Regions from separate parts of the Homo sapiens genome. Here region 1 is linked to region 2. Evidence: chromatin loops called from intact Hi-C (ENCODE). Cell type or tissue: PC-3. All regions are shown on one strand.

Region 1 (8,000 bases), 250 kb after region 2:
AGGCTGGCGCGAAGAGCGTCCGTGGGGGCGGCTGAGGCTTAGGGGGCGGCCGGTGGTGGTCTCCGTTGAGCAGGTTCTTGATGGAGAACGGGGACTCCTTGGGAGCGGGTGGGGGGGGCGGCGGCGGTTGGGGCTGTGCGCTGGCGGTGCCGGCAGCGTCCGGCCCGGGTTCCGGCATGGTCCCCTCTCCTCCGGGTCCCCGGGAGGGAGGGAGCGGGACAGGCGGGCGGCGGGGCGAGCAGGCGAGAGGCCGGAAATCAGACCATAAACGGAACTCAACTACGGGGCGCAAAGTCGGGGGCCGCCCCGGGCGCAAATCCAACGGCGGGAGGGCGGAGTGAGGACCCAGACGGGCGGGCTCGCATGAGGGAGGGGTGCGGAGGGGCGGGGAGCGGCCCTGCCGCGGCACCGAGGGATCGAGGCGGCTCGGCTGCGGCTGCGGCTCCCGCGGAGGAGGCAGCAAGAGCAGTCCCCGGCTCGAGGCTGCGTCAATCCGGCGCCGGATGCTAATGATGAAATCAAAATGTCATCCAAGTTAAATGCGGGGAGTATACGGCGATTGGGCGCGTACAATGGCAAATGGGATTAGGCAGGCGAAGGCTCAGCCGAGCCCCGGCCCCGCAGCCGCCTCCGCCACCGCCCCCTCCTCGCCTTCCCTCGGATTTTGGCGCTTTGGCTTCGGGCTATAAGAGCCCGCCCGTTATTGGCTTTATATAGTCCAATTAGGCAGCAAATGAGGACAAGCCTATTAGCACAAAAGGATATTGGCTCCCGCTAAAGAGGCACTCGGAGCGCTCCTGCGAGCGCAGGAGGCGAGCGAGGGACGCGGAGCAGGCGGCGCCCTTGGCCGAAGCGCACTAACGGCCGCGAGCCCGGAGACCGCGCCTGCCTCTCCCCCCTGCGGCGCAGGGACCCGCTTCCCGCCGCCAGGCCTGCGGGAGGGGGGAGGGGCGGACCAGGCCCTCCCGGGTCACCTCGGGGTTATCTGCGCTCGCAGCTGCCGCTCCCCCGCCCCCTGGGGCTGGACAGGGGCCCGCCGCCCCCACGCAGCTGGAGAGCCACGCAGCGCCGGCCCAAGAGGCAGGACGTGACCTCGGCCCTCGGAGAACTCATCATTTTCCTACCCTTTGGGGTCCGGCGACCTCGGTATTTTTCCTAAAGCCTGCTAGGAAGGGCGAGGCCAAGAAGAGAGGGATTTGGGTTCCCCACCCACCATCCAGCCGATAGTAAGGGAATCCAGGTGTAAGTCCTCGCACTGCGTCTTCGGACTCAGAAATCCGCGTGGCCTTGGCCTTTAGCCCTGGAAAACCGAAGAGTGAGCCTTCCCCCGGGACCAGGAGTGGGTGTGCCTGTGTGCGTATGCGCGCTGACCCGGCCAAAACCCGCGCGTCACTCGGTGGGGCTGCTGGGGCAACAGCTTCTCGGCACCGACGGCTGCTCTCGGAAGGGCACCCCTCTGCTCTGGCCGCCGGTGCCCAAGGCTCGCGGATCAACTCCGAGTCTGTGACCCCGACGACAGCACTTTCTCCCAGGAAGTCTCTCCGGCCAGCTGGCGTTTGGAGCTGTCTAACTAACGCTTTAATGGGGGCAAGGTGAACCGAAGGCGCAGCGGCGTAGCTTCCTCCGCCGCGGCAAGCAGCGGCATCCGCTGCGCGTCTCGACGGCAGCGAAGTCCTTAGAGAACCACACTGGACCTTTGCAGAACGGCTTAGTGAAAGGACATTCCACTCCACTGGCTTTAAAAACAGCTCCCCGGTTCGCACGAGAAGCCCATGAGGCAGACATTTAAGACTCATGATTTAAGCATCAAGTAAATCAGAATTGTTTGTGAGGTCCCCTCCCGAGAGACAGCTTTCTTATCAGAGAAAGGTGACAAACTGGCCTCACCCTCTTCCACCCTGGTGAAGCTCCCGCACACGAGGGCTTTTTGGGATCCCTTCACCTCCCCACCGCTTTCTTTTTCGTTAGATTGAGCCTCGCCTAATTCAAGGCCGCCCTGCATTGGCAGACGTGATCGTGTGGGGTCCCCACTTGAGAGGTAGATTTTGTTTTTCGGTCCTGGGGCGTCAGACCCTCCCCCACCAAATCTCGACGGGCATATGTAATGTTTCTTTCTGCATTCATCTACAGCAGCGAACCCCATTTTTGCTTTGGAAATCTGGAAACGTAAATGGCGCTTCCATAAACAATTACTGTTATTACTCCCTTGAGTTTACACAGGGCTTTACTGGAATGCAAAACGCTACGCCATCCAAAATCTGGGTTGGAACGGATCACTGCCCTGAGACCCCAGCAGGGTGGGTCTCATACTTGGATTTTGTAAGTGGAAACCCGCGCCCAGAGAGGAGGAAACTGGGCCTAGGTCGCCCAATCGCTGCTGGATACCCAGAGGTCATTTTCCCCCAACCGCAGAAATAGCTCGATGCACGTAGGTCTATGAGGGTTGGGTGGGCACCGCCTGCACACAGCCTGCCACGCGGCCGAGTATGCGTGGAGAGACCCCGGCGTGTATGCCTGTGTGTTTTGGGAGCTTCGCCATTCAGCGCAGACGCATGCAAACTTGGCTAGAGTTCTGACGCACGAAAGTCGACTTTAAACTGGGAATGCTGAGGGTTCAGTCTGGGGAGGGGGACTCGTGGCTGATCACAACTCCAGCGCTAGACTCAGATGGGGAGGGGACAGGCCCAGTGTGGCGGGAGAAGAGTCCGGGACAGCCGCCCGCATCCCTGCTGTGCGGCTACCGGATCCCGGCTTTCCGGTTGTCGCCCCAAGTTCTCCGGTTGACTCCCCTCCCAGGGGCGCGCAGGGGCGCTGTTATGTGCTTGTGTTTGGCCCGGGAGAGGAGCTTCTCCAGTGTCAGCACTCTCAGCCCATCCTCTCAGTTTTAGGGATTGCTGGGCTTGAAAAGCGGGATGTATTGAGTAGATCTTTCCCTTCCCCTTCGAGAAAGCTGGTGGGAGTCGGGTCTGGGCGCGGACTCAGCCCTTTACTCGCCGTCTGGCGAGAGGTGTTGCCAGCGTTCTTGCGCTCACGACTCCATTCAAAGTCAGGCAGACAGCGCCCTCTATGGGACAGCCTCTGAACCAAGCCTGCAGGTTCCGCTGGAGAAACCGCTGTCCCGGCGCAGGACGTTTAAAAGCCATTGAGGTCTCGCCCTTCGCCGCCGCAGTTAGAAAACAAAAGCATTTTTTCTCTGGATCCCGGGAGAAGAAGTGGGTGAAATCGCCTTCAGATCTCTGCTGATCTCTACCTGGCCACGACAGGAAGTGGTCTCGCCTGCCTGTCATCCTCCTTCCCGCTTTTCCTGCCTGTTTTAGGGCCCATTCTGTGGTCCCCGTCTCGTTCTATCCTTTAGGTGCCGGTCCTAACCTCAGGCTAGGTGTTCTCCAGGAAGGACTCGGGGAGGGAAGGAGGGAACGGGCCTGCCTCATTCGTCTTCCCAGGACTCAGCGCCGCCGGCCGATCAGCGGACGAAACGCTTGTGCTCAGGAAATGCTTGTGCTCAGGAAACGCTTGTATTAATGCCTGAATGCCTGAGTGAGACGAATGAATGAATGGATGAATGAATGAATGGATTCACAGTTCCCTTACAGAGAATTGGCCCACTTGATTAGGGACCTTCAGATAGCCTGATCATACCCAAAAGCTGTTTTTAAAGAGTTTAATGAAATCTGAGATCTTTTGATGCTGCATTTTACAAAACCTAAAGGAGCCCAAGGAATAGGACCTTTGGGGGACCTTTCCCAGGCTAATCTCAGGCAGATGGGCTGTGAGAGCGGGTCTCTACACCACCCACCCTTGGGACAAGGAGCCAAGAGGGCAGAAGGGGACTGGAGAATGCCAGTGATTAACACCCAACTTTTACACAAAAGCATGAGGCCTGATACAGGAGTGCTTGGCATGGCATTCTCACCTGCCCCAGGCCCACCACACACACAAAGCACATACACGTTTGTGCACACACACAAGTCAGTAAGCAAGGCGCTTCCCAAAGGAGGGGAGCTTTCCATATTTTTCAGTACTTCATCTAAGAGAAGGCTGCTTCCTTCCCTCCATAGCCATACTACGGTCCTTCTCCTTGGAGCAGCTTCCTGGCACAGCCCACCTCCTTATCCATGGACGGGGTGGGGACTGCTTAGGCTTCTAGCCAAAGCTGCAAAACTCCCAGGCTGGAGGCCCCCACAATTAACATAGAGGGTTTGCCCTGGTCCTGATGGCCTCATTTTACCACCCACCTCTTCTGACCTGCAGGTCCTTGCTTTGAAGGCAGAATGGACAAAAGCCTGGAATTGTGATCCTGGGGAAACTGTGCTACCTACACATGCTACACAAGCTCTTTACTGGGACTTTCCTGGAAAGTTCTCTCCCATCTTTCTCGATGCCACCAGGAATGCTGCCAATGATGTCTCCCTCTGACTAAATACTGACCCTTAGAAAATACACAGCCCTGGGAGACAGGTCACAGCCAAGCTGTGCCTGATCACATATGTTTCCTGCATCACATACAATGTCCTTAGAGTGACTGAATGTCTTACCCTTTCATGACAGTGAGGGTAACAGTTATGTGGAGGTAATGTCGGCTCACGGTCATTGAATCCTTATTAGAAGCCAGGCACTATAACTTGGTGAGGTAGGTACTATTATTCTTTCTGATTGATAGATGAGGAAACTGAGGTCCCAAGTATGACAAGGAAGAGCTGGAGAGAGTACTAAAACATTTAGCCTCATAGGGTTGTTACAAGGACAGGGCTGGCCTACAGTAAGTGCTATGTAAGTCCTAGCTATTGTGCTGTTATTCCTCATTCATTCATTCTTCAAGATGAACCCACAGGCCAAAGTCTGTTCTTGCAGTGTTGCCTTGAGAAAGCTAACACAGTTCTGCAATGGAGAGATGCCCCAAGAGTTGCTTCCTTGCTTCAAGGAGGCCTTACTCTTCTATCCAGAAATGAGCCAGCTCTCTCCCACGTCCTCGTTTCTCTTCCTGGTTCCCTTGTCTTCTTTGAAAGTTCTTCTTACAGTGAGGCACAGTGGCTCACATCCATAATCCCAGCACTTTGGGAAGCTGAGGTGGGAGGGCCTCACTTGAGACTAGGAGTTTGAGACCAACCTGAACAACACAGTGAGACCCTGTCTCTACAAAACATTTTTGAAAAAGTCTTTCTCCCCAAACCAAGAATCTTTCAAGTGTAATTATTTGCAGGTTGCTCTCTATCCTCAGAGTTCTCATTAGGGGAGAAGAAGTATAATTTACAATGCAATAAAATCCACAATTTTGAGAATACAACCTCATAAACTTTGACAAATATATACCCCTGAGTAATTATCAACTGTATTTCCCCACCCTGAAAGTTTTCTCCTGGCCCTTTGCAATCAATTCCCCCAAACCCCACCCTAAGAGACCACTGTTGACTTTTAGAATTAAGACGAGTTATTCTGGTTCTAGAAGTTCAATTAAATAACCACGTCCAGTATGTACTCTTTCTGAGTCTGCTTCTTTGAGTCAATGAATCTGTGTGATTCATTTGTTTTGTTGTGCAGGGTATTTTTAGCAGAAGAGTGGCATATCTGCCTTACATTTAAGTCAACTTTAGATTCATCAAGTTCCAATGGGATTCTCAACCTAAAGAAATTCCACATCCCATGAATGGAGGAAGAAAATGTGGTCTATCCATACAATGGAAAATTGTTCATCAATACAAAGGAATCCAGCACTGATACATGCTGCAATGTGGATGAGCCTTTGAAAGATGCCAAAGTAAAAGACCACATATTGTTTGACTCCATTTAAATGAAATGTCCAGAGGAGGCTACTTCATAGAGACAGAAAGGAAATAAGCGATTAGCAGATGCTAGGGGGATGAGGGGAATGAAGAGTGACTGCAAATGTGTATGGGGTTTCTTTTTGGGGGTGATGAAAATGTTTTAAAATTGGTTGTGATGATGGTTGTCCAACTCCATGACTGTACTAAAACTTTCAGTGAGTAGGTTGTATAATACATTAGTGCTGTCTCAGTCAAGTGGTTATGAAAATATTCACCTCCCAGCCACCATGCATAGGTACAAGCTTTCCAATGCCTCTTGTCTTGAGAGCCCGATGGAGCTGGTCCAGTGACCCAGCTGGGGCTCCCCCAACCTTCCCTGCATAGTTCCTCTTTCTGCTGGTGGCTGGGCAGGGGGTGAGGGATGCAAGGATCATTGGCTCAGCCTCCTGTGTATGAGAAACTCTCTCCCCACAGAATAGGGGGAAGCCTAGCCCATGTAGCCTTCAGTGAGGTCATGCAAGCCACATCAGAGCTGAGTACCTCGATAGCGAAGCCTGTCCCCATGGCCCACATTGGGCTGTTATCCAGGATGTCTCTCTTCTAGCTCTGATGCAATTTGATTCTGTGCTTCTTCCCTCAGTGACTGAGGAATGACCCATTCTCCCTGAGTCATCACTTCTGCCACACGAATGTGGCACAATCAGAACAATCAAAGGTCATGTCATATAAGCCAAGATGACTCCTAAGGACAACTGGGAGAGGAGTGGCTGAAGCTTCCTCCCAACAATGCCTGAGCAGCCCTGAAGAGTCATCTCATTTATTCACTTAGTTAGCAACATGCCTGGGCAGACATTGTGCCAGGCTCTGGGGGTATAAGACTAAATCAGTCACAACTTCTGTTCTTGGGGTGCTCATAGCCTAGAAATGAAAACTGAAAAGGGAGTGAATAATGGCAATGCAATGTGAGAGGCAAAGTACCTCTAGCACATTTAGGCACAAAGTGATTTGGGATCACAGAGAAGGAAACAACTAATTCAGTCTGGTGGTTTAGTGTAATCAGTGGAGGCTTCCTGGAGGAGGTGATCAACCAGGGTCTTGATGAGTGTGTTATCAGGTAGGGAAGGGAGAAGAACAAAGAGGCTGAGGAAATGTCAGAATGTAGCCATAGAGTTTGTGCTGGGGAGGGTGCACAGATTGCTGGAGATGGGGAACAGAGCTGGGCCAAAGAGACTGCTTCCCTTGAATTCCTGCATCAGCGATTGTGGGCCCTTGAATTCCTGCATCAAAATCAATAGGTCTTTCCACAAAGACCATCATATCATATTGTGGCAGCAGTAAGGAGAGCATGGGCTCAGGAATCTGCAATTTTGCTAGATGTAGTAAGCTGATTTCTAGCACCATCCCTGTATCACTTTCCTACGGTTGCCTTAACTAAGTGCCACAATCTGGAGGGCTTAAAACAATGGAAATCTATTGTTTCACAATTCTGGAGGCCAAATGTCCAAACTCAAGGAGTCAGTAAGGCCATGCTCTCTCTGAGTTTCCAAAGAAGAATTTGTTCTAGGGAAGGATACCTCTCTCCTAGCTTCTGGTAGGACAAGGTCCAAATAAGGTCAGTTTACAGATACTGGGAGTTAGGACTTCAGCATATCTTTTTGGAGGACACAATTCAACACCTGCCCACAGTGATCCCCACCTCTGAGCATTCATGTGCTTGTGTAATTCTCTCCCCCTGAATACAGGCTGGACCTAGTAACTTGATTGTAACCAACAGAATACAATAAAGGTGATGGAATGTCACTTCCATGACTGGGTTACAAGATTGTAACTTCTGTGCATTAGCTGACTCTCTCTATTCCCTTCTCAGTTTGCATGCTTTCATGAACCAAGGGTGGCCTCATACCAACAGCCAGTGATAAACTGACTTCCTAAGTTAAACAGCCTGTGAGAAACTCGGTGTTGCCAATAACCGCTTTGTGAGTTTGAAAGTGGATCTTTCTCCAATCAAGCCTTCAGTTGAGAACACAGCCCCTGGGACAACACTTTGATTGGAGCCTTGCAATAGACCATGAATCTGAGGCTCCTGTCCCACAGAAACTGTGAGATAATAAATATGTATGTCTTAAGCCACTAAGTTTTGGAGTAATTTGTTAAACAGTAGTCAATAACTAATAGAACAGTTCTCTAGGTATTTCTTATGCCTACCAGGGTCTGAAGACCTAAGCAATGGGGAGCCAT
Region 2 (8,000 bases):
ACTAAAGAGGCAGAGGATACCTCCCTGTCCTTGCCTTTGGGGTGACCATGTGACTTGCTGTGGCTGACAGAGTGAGTGGATATGATGTAGCCAAACATTTGTAAAGTGCTTATGCAGTTGGGCTTTCCCGTTTGGGCCTCTGCCATGACCATAAGAACATACCCAGGTTAGCCCAGTGACCCCGGGAGGATGAGAGGCACATGGAGGAGAGATGAACCAACCCTGCTGAGCCCAGCCTAGATGGTCTGATCCCTGGCAGATTCCCAGACACACAAATGAGCCCAGCCATGATCAGATCTCCAGCCAACCTGAAGGCCCAGGAGAATAAATGATTTTTCTTTTAAGCCACTGAGTTTTAGCATGGTTTGTTAAGTAGCAAAATCAACCCCTTTAGAAGGAAATTTGGCAACAAATTCCCTTGGCCATTACACTACTAGAATTTTCTAGAGGATACACCCACCTCCACAAAATGCACTTTGTTAGCTTTTGTCATTTAGTGGGATTGGTGGGATGGAGCAACAGAAATACTGTCAGTGGGCTGGTGGTATAGCACAACAGAAATAAAGGAAAACAAGGACCAGAAGGGTGGTCAGCGACCCTGGGCCTGCACAGGACATGACGTGATATAGGAACATCACAAACAGCAGCAGCTCCTTCCCTTTCCCTTTGACAAACACACTAGAAAAAAACAAACAAACAAAAAACTTGACCTACTGATAGCATTTGAATCCAAGAATTGCATTTCATTTGAGAGCTAAGGCCAAAGCCAGAACCAAGAGGGCAGTGGTGAGCTCTGATGCTGTGGATTCAAGACAACTCAAACTTGCAGGGAATACATAAACTCTTAATTTTATGTCTTAATGATATGTTAAGAATAAGATTATGATTGTTGCATTTTTGAGTAGAACATAAGGTCATTTCGTCCAGTCCCTCATTTTACAGATGAAAAAACTGAGGCCCAGAGAAGCCAAAGACACAGCAAGGGTGCAGCAGAGCCAGACTGGAATATGGGTGTGGTCACTGCCTCCTCCTGTCCCTCCAGGCTATCCCCGAAGGCTACAGAATCCTCCTGTTCATCATAAGGGGAAGATCTTTTGTGAGACAGCCCAAGACTGATACTAGATGCTCCAAGCTTCTGTCCTGTTTCATCTTTAACTGAGCACCAGGCACCAGATCTACACTTCCATGTCACCATCATCTTAAACCTGAAGTCTCTATTAAGCTCCACCCAGGAGACCAGTTGCCTCCTCTGTAGAAACACTTCATGTTCTGAAGGTGCTGGTGCCACCGGCTGACTCCAAGAGGTGTTGTCAGCAGGCAGTGCTATCTGATCTGGCCCTCTGTTCCCTCTGTTTCTTTTAGTTGTGTGTCTGTTGCATTCTTTTAACTCTCCCCTTGTTCCACCCCTACAAAGAAGCAAGATGCAGATAACGTGACAGAATAAAATAACATTTAAAAGAGAAAAAAGATTAAGAACCATTTCAGTAGGCTCTGGCCTGGCTGGTGTGTGCTGATGGAGTCAGGGAGCACACGCAGGAGGTGTCTGATAGTCGCGCGGTGAGAAGAAAGTTGGACAGGCATTGAGGAAGCATGGAGAACTGGTTTCCAGTGCTAGCACTTTGCCATCCCTGGGGACATGAGGGAAGTTACTGAACCTCTCTAAGGCTGTCCCATCTGTAGCCTGGGGACAGCAGCAGCCTCTTGGCAGCTTTCATGAGATAGCATGACGTTGCTGTGGGGACCTTTAGGGCAGGACCCATAATGATGATACTTAAATCATCCTTGTTATAGAAGAGAGGTAACAACCCTTCTTCGGTCCCAAGGTCACTCCTCTGCTCCAGAATGCAGGGAGTTTCTCCTGAAAGTCGGTCTTCATTCTTCCTCTGCAGATGGCATGGTCCCACTCATTCCCTTATTTATTCCAAATTCAACCATTTACCATTTATTTCTCCCATCCCTCAGCTTCCTTCCATTGCCACCTAGTTTAGGACATCACCAGCCACCCGGATCCATCCACACTGCTCTCAGTCCTGGCCTCCAGGGCACCCCATACCGCAGCAGAGAAGGGTGTGTTCCTAAAATGCACTGCTCTTAGGATGAAAAGCACATCCTGAATACAACCAACACGCCGCCATGATGCTGGCTGCTGCCCACACTGCCAGCCTCATCTCATTCTCCTCTCTCCTCCCCGCTCCTCAGACCAGCCACGCTGTGCCACACTCTCATTTCCCCAAACCTACCATTTCTATATTCCCTAGAACTGCCATAACAAATCTCCACAAACCTAGTGGCTTAAAACAGCAGAAATTTATTCTCTCCCCGTCTAGAGGCCAGAAGTCCAAAATTAAGGTGTGGATTTTGCCCCACTCCCTATGCAGGCTGGAGGGGAGGACATTTTCTTGCCTCTCGTGGCTTCCAGGGGTGGCTGGTAGCCCTTGGGGTTTCTGGGCTTCCAGCTGCAGCACTTCCCTCTCTGCCTCCACTGTCACAAGGCGACCTCCCTCGTGTGTCTGTGTCCTCACATGGCATTCTCCTCCCTGTGTGTCTCCCTCCACTCTTCTTATAAGGACACAAGTCATATAGGATTTAGGGCCCAACCTACTTCAATATGACCTCATCTTCACTTGATAACATCTGCAAAGACCCTATTTCCAAATGAGGTTGCATTCACGGGTACCAGGACTGAGCAGTTTTTAGGGAGATGCAACTCAACCCATACCTGCCAAACATCTTCATGATCAGACCCTTCCTGCAAGACCTTCCCTTTGCTGACACACTTTCCCTACCCACTCTCTCACCCACCTTCATTCTGTCCCTCTGCCCCACCCTGTGGATTTCAGGTCAAAAGTCACCTGCTTCAGGAAGCCTCCCCTGATATACCAGGTCAGTTCCTATTGTGCTTGCTGAATGTCTCTGAGGCCCTCATCCTCCTGTTGAATAGACCTATGGGGCTATTCAACTAACGTCTGCCTCCTCCACGAGATTACATGCTGCACAGGGACAGAAGCAGACCACTTTGTTTATCACCATGTCCCCAGCATTAAGAACCAAGCCGGTGCTCAGTACACTCAGTACAAGTGAGCTAACAAATGAACAAACTGAGATTGAGAGCACTGTGTGCTAGGCTACAAGGATACAGAGACACTGATGTGGTTTAGATCTGTGGCCCCACCCAAATCACATGTCAAATTATAATCCCCAGTGTTGGAGGCCTGGTGGGAGGTGACTGGATCATGAGGGTGGAGTTTTCGTGAATGGTTTAGCCCCATCCCCACTTGGCACGGTATAGTGAGTGAGTTCTCTTGAGATTTGGTTGTTTAAGTGTGGCGCCTCCTCCCTCTCTCTCTTCCTCCTCTTCCAGCCATGTAAAGTGCTGGCTCCCACTTCCTCTTCCACCATGAATGTAAGTTTCCTGAGGCTTCCCCAGAAGCCAAGCAGATGTTAGAATAACATTTTCTGTACAGCCTGCAGAATCGTGAGCCAATTAAACCTCTTTTCTTTATAAATTACCCAGTCTCAGGTATTTCTTTGTAGCAATGCTAGAACAAACTAGTACAGACACCACGGTAGAAGGGGTGGGGTCTCCTGTCTCTTGGCTCAATAGGAAGGAAGGCACCAGACAAGTAACTAAAAGGGAAGGTGGCACATCCTACACCCCAGGGACGAACCAGATACAACAGGATTCAGACTAATTGCTGGGAGACAATAAGGGTTTCACCTCGAAGCTGCCAATTGAGCTGAGTTTTACAGGGAAAGAACGGAGAGAAAGGCATTCCAGGCAGAGGGACCAGCCTATGCAAAGGCACTGAGGTGAGAAAAGGTTCAGAGTATGTGGAGAGCAGTAAGATCCAATCCCCAAATGGACCAGCCAGGCCAAACTTGGGAAACATTGTCTAAGAGTAGGAAATACTCCATGGATGGAGACTTTTCCCTACTACCCACCACAACTACATCCAGAGTGAAAGAAATGGAGAGGTTAAGTAGCCTTTGCTATGGCAAAAGGAAGGATCCTGCGGTTTGCATTTGATTTGAGCCACTCAGTTGCAACTGTGAAGCCATGGCCTCCATCCCTGCATATTCCATAGTAGGCAGCACCTCAGAGTTCCAAATCCTGGGACTTTTCTTTTAAAGGTCTCTGGAAAAGCACAGTAGGTGCCCTTTAGGAACTGGGAATTAAAAGATCACAACAAGAAAGTCCCTTTTCCTGCTGTCCTTGCTCCTTGCTCCTCCTGTGGCCCTGACTGAGACGGGGAGGCCCACGTCTCTGCCTGGCCCCTAAAGAACACTGTGAGTGCATGGAGCCGTCTCTCCTTCCCTTCCCAAAGTCCCCAGAAGTTCTAGCCTGGCTTCCAGAAACATGCTTCAGCAGTGGTCTGGTGTGATTCAGTTTTTGTTACTTCCTGAGCGTGACTAATCCAATTTGACCCTTCCCTGCCATGTACACAGAGTCCTTCTCACTCTTCTCTACACCACAAGAGTGGCCTATTGTGCAGCAAGAAATCCATGCTGATCAATTCAGGGCAGGCTGCATTAGGAAGGCAAATTACACGAATATGAGTTGGGGATAACTATGATTAATCCTTTGGCCAGGCAGAGCCCTGATTCCCGTCATGCCCTTGGGCAGCTCAGAGGTGACAGGGATAAGGACAGCACTTCTGATGGCCGCTGGACCCAGCCATTCATTACCGTGATGTCCCCATCACTGAGCCTACTGATGAGATTATTGATCGTGGGAAATAATTATATGAAATGCATTGCAGTAAGCATCGGCCATTGTCTTTGTATTTATTGGCAAGGGATGTTAAGCTTTTCCTCATTTTAGAAGAGCTTCACTTTTAGGAATTAATTGATGGAACCTTTTCAAACTAACAATTGTTACTTTCATGGGGGAAAAAGCAGGAGAGAGCGGAGGAAAAACAGAAAGAAGAAGCAAACATCAACGTATAGGAAAGGCCTAGAAAAATGGGAAGTCTAGTACCCAGTAGATGGTGCTGTAATCAAATTCTAAAACTTGTTATACCAGAAGCTCAGAAAAGTGCTGGAGAAAGTGAGAGGAAGGGAAAGCTTGTCGGAATTAAAGGTACACAGTTCAATGGACTTGGCCCTATCTCTCACTTTAGTAAAAGATGATGTTGATGTTGATGATGATGACAACGAGGATGATGATGATGGTGGTGGCGGTGATGGTGGTGATGACGATGATGATGGTGATGATGATGGTGATCATGATGATAGTGGTGGTGATAATGGTGATGATGATGGTGATGATAATGATGGTGATTATGGTAGTGAGATGATGATAAAGGCAAGGCTTCCTTCTAGAAATAACAGACTGGGAGGGTTTTCTACTTTGAAAGGAGTCAATGCAAGGCGATGCTGGGAGATAAGAGCCCCCCAGAACCAAATATACTTGTCCCCTTGCCCACTTTGGTCCCATAGAAATCCTAGAAAAATTAGTTAAGGGTGAAAAGGCCCTTTCAGCACTGAATATTAAGTGACACCTAAAGATATCTTCAATTCCACCCCAATGAGAACAAATGTCATTCACATACATTTTCCCCACATAAGGAAACTTGTGTATAAAAAAGCTGCTTTCAGATTTTTGAAATAAATAACTAGAGTGGACCAGATGGGGAGCTGAGTGTGCGAGTGAACCACCTATTTTCACATCGGTTGCTGTCGGCTTGCCCAGAGCCTTTCCAGACCCCTTTGAGACCTCAGGTAGAGGGCTTATGGCTGGGAGCCCTCAGGTGGATGGGGAGAGGAGCTCTTGAGAACAACTGGGAAAGCCTATTGTTTTGTGGACCACTGGGGAGGGAGGGGTTAACTCCATCACAGGAGGAAAGAAGGGCTGGGAAGCATAGGTGTAACTGGAGACGTCTTTGGATTTGCACACTGGACAGCTAGCCGCCACCATGTGTGCAGATGAAATTCTCTTTGACTCCTTCAATCACTGCCCCCATGTGCCTTGCGAGGCCTTCCCAAGCATCGAGAGCATCACACTGTCTTCATGTGGCTGTAGAAGGCTTTCTTTGGATGCAGGCTCATGGTTGGTTTGTTGGCAAATACCCCCACTCCTAAGAAGCCACCTGCATGTTGCAAAGCATTCTGAAATACCTGGATGGAATTGCTGGGGTAAAGGTCAAGGCCGGGTACCTAAACTGTGGAGGAATGGCGTGATTCCTGGGAGCAGGGATGGCTGGAAATAGACGTGGGCCCAGGGTTTCACAGGGTACAGAGCTTGGTGGGGGGGATGCCAGTACTATGTGTGTTTCCATAGACACAATGCTCTAATTGCCCCTGGGCTGCCTCCCTGGGGCCGCTTAGATGATCCAGTCTCATCTCAGTTATAGAATTTGGGCAAAAGGAATAAATTAGGCAATGTGGCTGAGGAGGGTTTTGGGGGTGAGGCAAACCTTGAGCTTGACCCTGAAGACCCTGGGGAATGCAGAGGGAGAGGGAGGAGTCGAGGAGGGTTTCAGGTAGCAGAGAAGAGTCAGGAGGCACAGGGAGCCTTGGGCAAGCAGAGGGGCGTGGTCCCACTCAAAGGTAAAGGGAGAAATACGAGCTCCAAGCAGAGATCACTAGGGATGGCACCAAAGCAGGAGGCCCCCATACCCCAAATTCCTCATGGGAACTCGGCAGGTCTCCGTGGTGGCCCATGGCAGGCACATGGTGCCAGTGTCACAGGCTTGTTATAAAATCCATACAGAACTCCACAGGGGCAAGCACTGATTCAGACAGTGTGCTGCAGCTGTGAAGCCTTGCTGTCTCCTTGCTGCTCTCAGCAAGTCTCCTCTTTCCAGGGAGCTGTGCAAACCCATCAAGGAAACATTTCCATTCTCACCTTCTCAGGCGGGCACCTTCTTCTACACGTGTGACTCTGCCATGCCCCCTCCTGCTCAGCATGGCCTTGGCTGAATTCAACAGTCACCCAGCATGCCGTGTGGCCCCAGCTTACCACCACCTCCCATGGCTGAGAACAGCACATGCCACCCAAGAGCTCATCAGTTTACTTGTCCTTTTTTAACTGGAAAAAAAAAATCAGCAATTCAAAGGCCGAGGAAGAACTCAGTGAACCAGCTTCAATATGACAGTTACATGGAAATGTCCAAAACTTTCCAAGTCAGCCAGGATGGAACCCATTCTTTACTGAATACTAGCGGCCAGTGCCTTCAATGCAGCATCGATCTTCCTGCTGCCCCCAGCCCAGGACATGAGACCTCCAAGAACCTTTGACCAGGGTGGCCCCATCTTGAGAACCATGATCGGCCTCACCCTGTTGGCATCTCTTTGCCAGCATTGACCAAGGAGGAGTTAGGGCAGAGTTGCCCCTTCCGATGCCTCTGGCTAGAATGGGTGACAGCACAGAGCAAACAGCTCCTTGATACAACTGCCAGTTTCTGCTGAGGACTCAACTGAACTCAAGCCTGCAGACATTTCTATTGGGATCACACAACTGTCCTTTTAGCCTTGCAACAAAGCCACAAAAAAGTGTCTCAGGGAGTTCTCTTACAGCTGGGAGACCTAGTGTTGATTGGACCCTGGAACTAAAAACATGCCAAGCTAGCTGCAAGATTCAGGGCTCTGCTGGGTCTCTCTTTTGAGAGGCAGCATCTCCTCACTTGCTTTGCCCAGCAGAGGTGGGGCTGGCACAGGCCTGAGATCTCCAGAAAGCAGCCCGATGAAGGGGTGGGAGGGAGAGGGGTCGGGAAGGGAGGCCCGAGAGAGAGCCGTGGGGCAGCATGGGTCAAGGACGCCCCTTCACCCCCACCGCTTGTGGCTTTCCAACACCCAGCCCTTACTATGACAGTTCACGCCCAGCAGGTAAATATTTAGACTATTGCCTAAACGTTTTGGCATTTATGGACTCAAGGAAAACTGCAGCCAAGTCAGAAAACTTTTTCATAAATCACATTCCCTTGTGTAACACTTCTCATGTGTCCAGACTATTGAGCCACAGATACATTTCCTTAGGCTATAGAATTTCATTTAATCCA

The links. Hi-C counts contacts between places; a loop is a spot of excess contacts. Peaks named below come from ENCODE experiments on the same cell type or tissue, not always from the same donor. Only the 100,000 strongest peaks of a DNase experiment are listed, where the experiment ranks them.
Region 1: it touches region 2 in a loop (16-fold over the local background); 39 of 110 quality-filtered maps call a loop at or near these places.

Annotation. Positions count from the first base shown.
Region 1 is chr10:123,128,229-123,136,228 of GRCh38, reverse strand. It overlaps HMX3 (H6 family homeobox 3), which reads right to left and starts at 259. Exons shown (of 2, transcript NM_001105574.2): 1 at 1-259. The coding sequence starts at 178. RefSeq lists silencers at 1-300, 351-430, 811-940, 971-1,090, 2,753-2,842 and enhancers at 94-1,044, 2,922-3,216, 3,283-3,392. In PC-3, CTCF peaks have their summits at 2,871 and 3,071 (motif pointing left); DNase peaks (open chromatin) are centred at 3,058 and 6,458; H3K4me3 peaks cover 1,220 bases; H3K27ac peaks cover 394 bases; H3K27me3 peaks cover 1,669 bases.
Region 2 is chr10:123,377,891-123,385,890 of GRCh38, reverse strand. All of the region lies in intron 6 of LINC02641 (long intergenic non-protein coding RNA 2641), which reads right to left. Among named protein-coding and RNA genes, the nearest start is that of LINC02641, 34 kb to the right of the region's middle. In PC-3, a CTCF peak has its summit at 4,969 (motif pointing right); DNase peaks (open chromatin) are centred at 4,430 and 7,880; H3K4me3 peaks cover 647 bases; H3K27ac peaks cover 2,101 bases.